Linked DNA regions of Homo sapiens: region 1 is linked to region 2. The links are chromatin loops, found by intact Hi-C in ENCODE. Cell type or tissue: K562. All regions are shown on one strand. Links, peaks and the distances in the headings refer to the core of each region. The heading gives the core; the rest is flanking DNA.

Evidence for each region. A loop is a pair of places that touch in the nucleus more often than their neighbours do. Peaks named below come from ENCODE experiments on the same cell type or tissue, not always from the same donor. Only the 100,000 strongest peaks of a DNase experiment are listed, where the experiment ranks them.
Region 1: a loop joins it to region 2, with 24 times the contacts of the local background. A loop is called at or near these places in 22 of 110 quality-filtered maps.

The regions. Positions count from the first base shown.
Region 1 is chr11:125,871,747-125,877,125 of GRCh38, forward strand. LINC03136 (long intergenic non-protein coding RNA 3136) reads right to left here. Exons shown (of 2, transcript XR_007062935.1): 1 at 2,500-5,379; 2 at 1,610-1,939. Among named protein-coding and RNA genes, the nearest start is that of LINC03136, 8.4 kb to the right of the region's middle. In K562, for the core only: a CTCF peak has its summit at 2,958 (motif pointing left); a DNase peak (open chromatin) is centred at 2,935; H3K4me3 peaks cover 626 bases.
Region 2 is chr11:125,552,063-125,557,441 of GRCh38, forward strand. No RefSeq gene overlaps it. Among named protein-coding and RNA genes, the nearest start is that of EI24, 15 kb to the right of the region's middle. RefSeq lists cis regulatory regions at 815-1,348, 1,980-2,246. In K562, for the core only: CTCF peaks have their summits at 1,022 (motif pointing right) and 2,107 (motif pointing right); DNase peaks (open chromatin) are centred at 1,099 and 2,119.

The DNA of each region.
Region 1 (5,379 bases), core at 164-5,163, 320 kb after region 2:
CCCAAGTCGCCAGCTGGTTTCTTTCTGCATTGCTGAGAGTCTGGGTTTATTCATCACACTAGGTGGGTCTTGATTCCTTACCCCTGAGGCCACTGTAACAAGGCAGCGGGCATGCCTCCTCACGGGAGAGATCTAGACCCTCCCCAGAAGAGAATGGGAATCCTGGATGAGCCCTCAAATTTGTATTTGTATTTCAGTGCTGCAAAAGAAACAGCACTCGAGCATAAATTTTCTCAGCAAGGCAATTTACTTCTGTAGAAGGGTGCATCTCACAGATGGAGCAATGGCAAGAGCACACCTGAACAAAGAAGGAGAAGGGGGTCTTATCCCTGATGCAGGTAGCCCCTACTGCTGTGTCATTCCCCTGTTGGCAAGGGTTGAACCACACAGTCTAAGCTAATTCTGCCTGGCTATTTTAAAGAGAGCAGGGTTATGAACCAGAGTGGTGGGGTGAGCAGTTTTGGTGGGAAGGATGGTTACAGAACAGGTGACTAAAGGTGACTCAGGTCAAAGCAGGTGACCAGAGGTGACTCAGGACAGAGCAGGTGACCAGGAGTGACTCAGGGCAGAGCAGGTGAGCAGGGGAACAGATGTGAACTACTGATTAGAACTGGTGTAAAAGGTTGTTTACTGAAACTAGAGGCAAGGAGATGAGGAGAATGAGGAAGTTAAACTTTAAAATGGAGAACAAAGAACTGAACATACTGACATACTGATCCTTTGAAGAGAAATTTAGAATTCACTGTATTTAACATCAGCAAACCAAATTCAACAACACATTGAAAAGATAATACACCACAATCAAGTGACTTTTATACCAGAAATGCATGAATGCTTCAACATTTGCAAATCAACAAATAAGATACATCACATAAACAGAATTAAGAACAAAAATCATATGATCATCTAATAGATGCTAAAAAAGCATTTGATAAAATTAAGCATCCCTTTATCATAAAAACCCTCACCAAACTAGGCATCAAAGGAACATAAATCAAAATAATAAGAGTCACATATAATAAACTCATAGCCAACATCATACCAAATGGGAAAAAGTTGAAAGCATTCCCTCCAAGAACTGGAACAAGACAAAGTTGCCTACTTTCACCACTCTTATTCAACATGGTACTGGAAGTCCTCACCAAAGCAATCAGACAAGAGAAAAATATAAAAGACATCCAAATTAAAAAAGAGGAAGTCAAATTATCCCTGTTCACTGACGATATAATCTTATATTTGGAAAACCCTAAAGACTCCACCAAAAATCGCTTAGATTTGATAAATGAATTCAGTTAAAGTTTAAAGATACAAAATTAATGTACAGATATCAGTGCCATTTCTATACACCAGTAATGTTCTAGTCAAAGATATCAGTCAAAATAATATTAATAATTTTTTAAAGTAAAACCTTCTGCTCTAAAAAACATACTGTTAAGTATAAGAAAGGACAAACTATAGACTGAGAGAAAATATTTCCCAAAAAGGACTGAATATATTTCCTGACTATGTAATAAATTATATATTTATATATTTATATTTAATTTATAAAACTATTTTTATATAATGAATTATATATTTCTTGAATGTATAATGAATTCTCATAACCTAATAACAATAAGACAAACACCACAAAAAAATTTATTTAAAGGGAATAATATAGGCGTTAAGAAATTATTTAGGCAGATAGTGAGGGTACAGGAGTCCTTGGTAAGGTTTTTCTTTTAATAGAAAGCAGCCCCCAAATCATTTCTTTTCTAACAGAAAGTAGCCTGAAAAATCAAGCTGCAAGCATAGATAAGCAAGCTGGAAACTTGCACAGGTGAATCCCGGCAGCTGTGCCAAAAGCCAGGTATATACAACAAATAGGTTTTCTTCTCCCTTCTCCTTGTCGCCATGTGTGTGGGTGTCATGGCACCGGCCAGGTGGAAACCACATCTGCCTAATAAAAGAAAGATTAGGGTGGGATGGCCAGCCTCTTTGTGGACTATGTAAATGGCACACTTGGTCCAACTAAATCCCTAGGCCCTATGTAAATCAGATACTGCCTCCTCAAGCCCTCTATAAAACCAGCCGCTTCCCACCGCAACCCGGGAGATCCCTTCGGAACCCCCTCCCTCTGCACAGGGGAGCTTTCCTCTTGTTTCTTTCACCTATTAAACTTTCTGCTCTTAAACCCATTCCCTGTGTGCCCACATCTTTGTTCTCCTTAGCGCGAGACAACGAACCTCAGTTATTTCCCCAGACAGACAACACCACTTCATTGTGGGGACTCGCCCAGGATCAGAATCAGAACAGAAGGTATATTCATCAGAGGGGTGAGTACAGGCGCAGAACTTAACTTTCAACTCTGTCCTTTCATTTGGAGGCTCTCGGCCTCCATCTTAAGTTCAAACAATGGGCATCCTATAGCCACCTAAATGCTAATAGGGCGGCCGCCATGCGGGAAGTCTCAGATGTTAGGCTTGCTTGGGAGAACATGGAGAACTTCTCAATACTCACGGATCATTGGGAATGTTGGCCATGCTTCTCGAACCAGTTTTCTCTCACGGAGGACCTAGCCGTCGCGTGGGGCTAGAAAAGGTCCTGAAGCAACTGAAGATTTCTCGCCAGGACTACACCCTGGTGTTATCTGAAGGCTTCTGGACTGACCCCACCTCCAACTGCCCGGCTGGGTGTCCGCAACAGGATCTACAGCTGTCCTATCGCAAAATTTCCTCATTTCCTATCCGCAAAGGCCATGTCTCCTATCCTCTCTGTGTATGCAGTGTTTGAGAATTTTTACAGTTCAGGAAAATAGTCCTGTTAGGAAAGATTAGCGAATGCCATAGTAACTGAGAATATAGCACAAGGGAATGCTGTTTTCTGTCATTTTCTAGGAGCAAAGAGCCCTTCTCAATAAGCATTTCTCCCTCTACCCTTCCTCTGGGAAGCGCACGGTATTTCTAGGTCAACGTCGCCACCTAGTGGAATAGGAATCCTCTCCATGAGGCACAGCGTTGGTCCATTGCTGTAACACTCTAGCCTCCCAATTCTCCTCCCTTTTTGCACCCCTATACTAGAGACCAGGCTTTATGCCCCTTCTGTGAATGCGAAAACACTGCCTTCAACAATTAGGAGTAAAATGTCCTCCAAAGCCAAATTTTAGTTCTGATACTGTCCCATCAGCAGGAAAACAGCCATTAGGTCCCTACGTTCTTTTAAGGCACACATTCTGCCCCCAGTTAAAACAGTACTTAATTAGTAAGGAGATTTTAAATCCAGAAGTTCACCAGAACCATTCTCTAAGGGTAAACCATTCTCTAAACACCTGAGATTGGGTAATTTAGAAAGAAAAGAGGTTTATTTAGCTCATGGTTCTGCAGGCTTGGAAGTTCAAGGACATGGCCACCCTGGCTTCTGGTGAGGGTGTCATAACATGGCAGACAAGGTCAAAAGAGAAGAGAACAGGTACAAAGAGAGAAAACCTGAAGAGCATCTGGGCTTTATAACAACCCACTCTTATGGGAACTAATCCATTCCTGTGTTGCCAGAGTGAGAATGCAAAGCCATTTCATGAGGGATCCACCCCCAAAACCCAAACACTTCCCACTAGGTCCCACAGCCCAACATCACCACATAGGGGATCAAATTTCAACATGAGTTTTGGTGGAGACAAACAAACCATATCCAAACCATATCCACCTTATACAAAAATTAACTCAGGATGGATCACAGACTTAAATATACAAAATGTAAAACTATATAAAACTTTTAGAAAAAAAGGAGAAAATTTGGGGGATTTGGAACTAAGTAAAGAGTTCTTAGACTTGCCACTAAATGTATGATCCATAAAAGGAAAAATTAATTAATTGGACTTAATAAATTTTAAAAGCTTTGCTTGGTGAAAGGCTCTATTAAGGGCATAAAAATACAACCTATAGACCAGGAGAACATATTTTCATACCACCTATTTGGCAAAAGACTAGTATCTAGAATATATAAAGAACTCTGAAAATTCAACATTAAAAAAATAAATAATACAACTGGAAAATTAGCAAAAGACATGAAAACAGTTCACTAAAGAGAATATTCAAATAAAAAATGCATGAAAAGATTTTCAACATTATTAGCTACATTGAATTTAATGTAGATTAAAACCACAATGGAATGTTACTACATACCTAGAGGGTGGCTGAAATTAAAAACTGACAACACCAAATGCTGGTGAGGATGCACAAAAACTGCATCATTCATACACCACTGATGGGAATGTAAAATGTACATGAAAATAAATTAGTTTGGCAGTTTCTTTTAAAACTAAACATGCAACTACCATGTAGCCAGGCAACTGTACTCTTGAGCATTTATCCCAGAGAAATGAAAACATACTCACACAAAAATCTGTATGTGAATGTTTATAGTAACACTGTTCAAAATTGCAAAAAAAAAAAAAAAATGGAAATAATCCAGATGTCCCCCAGCGGGTAAATGTTTAAACAAACTGTGATACATCCAAGCCATGGAATACTGCTCAACAATGGAAAAGAACAACAACCTGGATGAATCTCCAGATAATTTTTTGAGTGAAAAAAAAAAAATCCCAAAAAGTTCTATACTGTATGATTCCATTTAAATAGGAAGTTAGGGTGGAAAGACATTGGGTGTGGATATAAAATGGCAACATGAGGGAACTTTGTTCTTTATCTTGACCTTATCAGTGTTAATATCCTTGTGTGATATTGCACTGTAGTTTTGCAAGATGTTACCAGTGGAGGTAATTGGATAAAGTGACAGAGGATCTCTTATTTCTAAAAATTTAAGAAGTAAATCAGATACAAAGAAATATGATGTAAAGAAAACCTCATTCACGAGTTCATGTCCTTTGCAGGGACATGGATGAAGCTGGAAACCATCAGCCTCAGCAAACTAACCCAAGAACAGAAAACCAAACGCTGCATGTTCTCACTCATAAGTGAGAGTTGAACAGTGAGAACACATGGACACAGGAAGGGGAACATCACACATGGGGGCCTGTCAGGGGGTGGGGGGCAAGGGGAGGGAGAACATTAGGACAAATACCTAATGCATGAGGGGCTTAAAACCTAGATGACGGGTTGATAGGTGCAGCAAACCACCATGGCACACGAATACCTATGTAACAAACCTGCACATTCTGCATATGTATCCCAGAGCTTAAAGTAAAATTCAAAAAAAAAGAAAAGAAAAGAAATACAAGAAAACCTCACTCACAATCTGGCATGTCTAGTCTTCCTTTTATTTAAAATAGTTGATTCTCAATCCTGGATGTTGTAACTCCCACAGTAGACTTTTGGTGATGTCTAGAGACATTTTTGATGGTCACAATCGAAAGAGTGCTGCTGCATCTAGTGGGTAGAGGCC
Region 2 (5,379 bases), core at 179-5,178:
AAACCCTGCCCTTGATGGATCAGCTGCCACCACTCAGATTGACAAACTGGCTTATCTGATTTTGTGGCCCTCACCCAGGAATTGACTTGGTACAAGAATACAGCCACCATTGTAAAATGGCAGAGACTAAAACAAAGTATTGCCATGTGGTTACAGGTCATGTGCCCAAGGACATGAAACAAGATGGAGACTTGTAGCCTAGTTTGTTACTGACCATTTTGTTGTGCTGGCTTGAACAGCAGGCTTATGGGGTCCTGGGCCTGCATCCTAACCTAAGGTACCCTTTTTCTTTTGACAGAACCATACAGAAAGACTCACAAAGTACACCAGATTGACTACAGCTTAAGACCAACCTCACAAATCCTTTTTCATTAATTAAAACTTTACAGAGAATATAAACAATGATTCTTATTATGCTTTTTGCCAGTTTGCATAGGGAGAGAGAAGACAAAAGCTTGACTGGTTAAAAAAAAAAAAAACTTTTACCCTTTTGCCAGCATGTCAGGCTTCTGGGTTCCCTTCCTCCTAGCTCAACCCTAAGTGGAGCATTTTAAGGTTTGGGGAAGTCAGCTTTTCCCAGGTTGGAAGAACATTGTAAAAGAACTATTTTAAACTGTGAAAGGAAAGATACCATAGAAAAGTCTAGGGGATCCAAATAGGGTTGTCAAGAGGTGCTGCCTCTCTTCCTATTAGGGATGGTGTTTCCCCTATTTCTTCACCTTTTCTATTGTCCCTTTTCCTTTTAGACCTACTATAGGAGACATATTGCTCATCTCCCAAATTTCTCTGCTGCCTACATAGCTGCCTGCTTCTCAGCTGCGGTTAGGGTTTGGCTTAGGAGCAGCACAACATCCCGCTATGAGAGGACAAATACCTATTTTGGAAGTCTTCTATATACCTATCAGAGTCATCAGAAAATCAGCCTAAGTCTCCCTTTATTTGCTTAAGATCCTGTAATGAGAAGGGAACTTGAAACCTAGTAGCATCAGCTCCATTGGGCATTTCCTGTAGGGGGAAGACTGAAGCCGGGGGAGTGGGAAATTTTGGAGATGGTAGAGATGGAAGAGCTGGTGGTGTGGTTGGTGGTGGCTCCAGATAAGGGGGAGTGGAAGGGCTGAGACACCCGATAGCTTCCTCAGATGGTTCCCCCAGAAGTTGCTTTTTTACTTTTGGGGAATTATTCTCTTTGGGCCTGCCAGATAAGATTGCTAAAAGAGCTGTGTTGATTTTAGAATGCTTGCAAAAGGTCTAGTAAAAAGGCCATGTCCTTGTGCAAAACAAAATGAGCCACTTTTTCTTTAAAGTCTCAGGGTGAAAGGGGTCCCAGTGCTTCAGAATGCACTCCAGGGGAGTGCAGGTTGAAGATGGTACCCATCTAGAAAAAGAAGTGAGAAAAGGGCATCCCTTTAGTCTCCTTTCTTTTGGTGTGACCCAGGGTGGAGAGGAAGACAGTGGGGATGTCCCCTCCTGCTGTTTTCCATCCATGATTTCTGGGTCCTGGCACATGCCATCCATGGTTGCAGGTATGACCCCCCCCAGCCATGGAAGAAGAGGAACTAAGCAACTAGGGCTAGTCACACTCACCCAAGTGGCTCTAGTCCTCTCCCTGTGATTTCCCTTTGACTTCCTAGACTTATGTGATGGGCCTGGCTCCCCTAAAAATGGATCTCAAGAAAAACTACGTAATAGTTGGACAAAGCCCCTTTAATGGAAGGGGCGTGTGAGATTGAACACTATATCCTGCTATTATGGCCCATGCTAAAGCATTTACCCTTAAAGAATGGTTCTGGTTAACTTCCAAACTTAAAATCCCCTCACTAATTAAGTACCATTCTAATTGGAGGCAGAATAGGTGCTGTAAAAGAACATAGGGACTAAATGGCCATTTTCCTGCTGAAGGGACAGTATCGAGACTAAAATTTGGCTTCAGAGTATATTTTACTCCTAGTTGTTGGAGGCAGAATTTTCCTGTTTACAGAAGCAGCATAAAGCCTGGTTTCTGGTAGAGGGGTGCACAAAGGGGAGAGAACTGGGAAGCTAGGGTGTTTCCGTGAAGGACCAACAATATGCCTCATTGAGAGGATCTCTATTCCACTAGGGAGCACTGTTGACCTTGAAACACCTTGCGCTCTCTAGACTAGGGGCAGAGTGAGCTTGACATGCCATGTGCTCTCCAGACCAAGGGCAGAGAGTGACCTGGAAGTGTTATGTGCTCACCAGACAAAGGGCAGAGAGAGACTTGGGAATACCCTGTGCTCTCTAGACCGAGGGCAGAGAGTGATGCTCACTGTTGTGGGGGAACCTCTGTTCCTAGAAAATTACAAAGACACCTTCCCTTGAGCTGTATCCCCAGTTACTATGACATTCCCTGATCCTGCCAAACAAGATTACTTCCCTGAACTGTAAAACTTCCCACACATTGCATACACAGAGAGGATAAGCTATATGACCGTTGTGGACAGGAAAAGAGGAAATTATGATAGGAAAGTTGGAGATCTTGTTACTGACACCCCATTGGGGTGGTCAGAGACTGGGGTCCGTCCAGAAGCCTTTAGATAACACTGAGGGGTAGCTCCAGCCAGAAATCCTCAGTTGCTCCAGGACTTCTTCCAGCCCCATGTGATGGCTAAGTCCTCCACGAAAGGAAACTGGTTTAAACATGGCCAATACAGGCCAGGCACAGTGGCTCATGCCTGTAATCCCAGCACTTGGGGAGGCTGAGGCAGGTGGACCACCTGAAGTCAGGGGTTTGAGACCAGCCTGGCCAACATGGTGAAACCCCGTCTCCAATAAAAACACAAAAATTAGCTGGGCATGGTGGCACACGCCTGTAATCCTAGCTACTTGGGAGACTAAGGCAGGAAGAATCACTTGAACCTGGGAGGCGGAGGTTGCAGTGAACCGAGATCGCACCACTGCACTCCAGCCTAGGTGACAGAGCAAGACTGTCTCAAAAAAAAAAAAAAAAAGGTGGCGGGGGGCGGGCAATATGCCCAGCATCCTATGGATACTGGGGCTTCTCCATGTTCTCCACAGCAAGCCTGTCCCCCAAGTCTTCTAAGGCTGGCAGCCACACTAATCATTTTTAAATGGCTAAAGGGGGCCCAGTATTTGGTTTGATTTAGTTCTAAAATGGAGGCTGAGAGCCTCAAAATGAAAGGACAGAGTTGGAGTCCACTCCTCTACTCACTCTTCTGATGAATGCTATACCTTGGTATCCCAGGCAAGGTCCCCATTATGAAGCAGCTACATTGTCTGGGTAATATAACCTGGGGTTCATTGTCGCCTGCCAGGGAAATTTAGGACATGGACACACACAAGGAGTTTAGGAACAGAGGTAGAAGAGAAAGAGAAACAGCTTCCTGTATAGAAGAAGGGGCCTTGAGTGGAAAAGACTAGCTAGCAGTCAATGTGTCGAGTTCTATAGTCCAGTTTGAGGAGGCAATTCTGATTTACCCAGGGCTCATAGATTGGTTTGATCAGGTATGACGTTTACACAGTGCATGGGGAAGGCTGTCGTCCCACCCTAATGTTTTTATGCAAATGGGCTTTCTAGTTGATTAGTGCCATCTTGTCTGCTCCTTTACAGTACATGTGGCTGGAAGAGAAGGGACGATGGAGCCTCCGCCTTGAACATGTCTAGTCCTCAGTTCCTGCCTGCATTCACCCATGCAAGCTTCCATCTTGCAGCCTGCTCTTTGTTAGAAAATGATTTGCGGCTGCTCTTCATCAAAAAGAAAAGCCTTACTGAGGACTCCCATACCCTTCCTATCTGCCTAAGTGATTTCTTCTTAACTGCTATATCACTGGCACACTTCTAGCCTTACACCACATTCCCTTCATTCTCTTTCCTTAGGGTGAGCTGCCCACATGCACAGTGCTCTCCTTAAACTTGGGAGGTAAGCTTGTGCGGTGTGTTTAAGAAGTTGTATACCTGGCTGGGCGCAGTGGCTCACACCTGTAATCTTAACACTTTGGGAGGCCGAGGCGGGTGGATCATGAGGTCAAGAGATTGAGACCATCCTGGCCAACATGGTGAAACCCTGTCTCTACTAAAAATAAAAAAATTAGCCGGGGGTGGTGGCATGTGCCTGTAGTCCCAGCTAAGGCAGAAGAATCGCTTGAATCCGGGAGGCGGAGGTTGCAGTGAGCCGAGATCCTGCCAATGCACTCCAGCCTGGGCCACAGAGCAAGGCTCCATCTTAAAACAAATAAAAATAAAAGAAGTTGTTGTACACCTGCCCACCTGAAGATTTCTTCCCTTTTCTGGTGAAATGCCCCTGGAAGGTCATACTTCACCATTTTATCTGATAATGCAGACGCCAAAGCTCACTCCCCCAATTCCTGGTATTTTATTGGAAGCTGCTGATTACCAATATCTAGCATTTTTATCCGTTGGGAAATTGTCTCTCCCTGGCCTCTATGACCAATTATAATTTTTAGAGAGGCAGTGTGGCAACTGCCAAACCATCACCTGATCATCGCCTGACATTCCTGGTTGGGTGGAGGTGAGCCCTTTCCTGCCCTGCTCATGCCTGGCTAGCTACCTAATGTAACAGTATGAAAATGGGACCCTGAATTTTTTGGGATCTGTTTTGCTTTCCAGATGCTGTTTATTAGGCCCAAGAAACTACATGTTTTCCTAGCCCTGTTCCTCAGAGAACTGCATCCTGAAGCCAGTAATCTAATTAAGAAACTTAAAAACTGGCAAATGAAAACCCTTACAACTACTGGATCTTCTTCTGTGTAGTTATATGTGTTATGTGTGTAACGTTTATGTTTGAAGGAGCTCTTGTTAATTAGCTTAGAAATAGCAAATGCTTAAATAATTTTTTTTTTTTGTCAGAGAATTAGAAAACTAATGCCTTTTAGTTCATGTGACTTTAGTAAGCTTTGGGAAATAAAAAATTTTAAAGATTATTGGTCAAATAAAGACATTTGGTCTAAATTAGGCAGGTTAGATATTAGATTTGCTAAATTCTTTAAGGTAATAAACTGCTTCTTTAACTTTTGAAAATTGTTCAACTTACCTGCTTTGGAGCCATTAGATTCTAGGTGAGGCCTGGGGACATATGGAGTTAGCCATTCCCCCTGATTATGCTGGAAAGAGTCAGATGTTATGTGGACTTCTGTCTGGTGTCCTGGGCTCCACACCTAGTACATAATTATAATCGCTTACTTACCAGGTTTTTCACCAAAAAAAAAAAAAAAAAAAAAAGAAAAATTGCTAAGAGTTAGCACTGTAACATGTAATTGAGACTTATGAAAAAAAGGCAGTTTTACTTGGAAGGTGTGTGAGGAAAACTGAAATGTGCTTTTAGTGAAAGATTACAAGAAGGCATGGGAATGTAAATTTTTGCCTAGTTTAGAGGGTTAAAG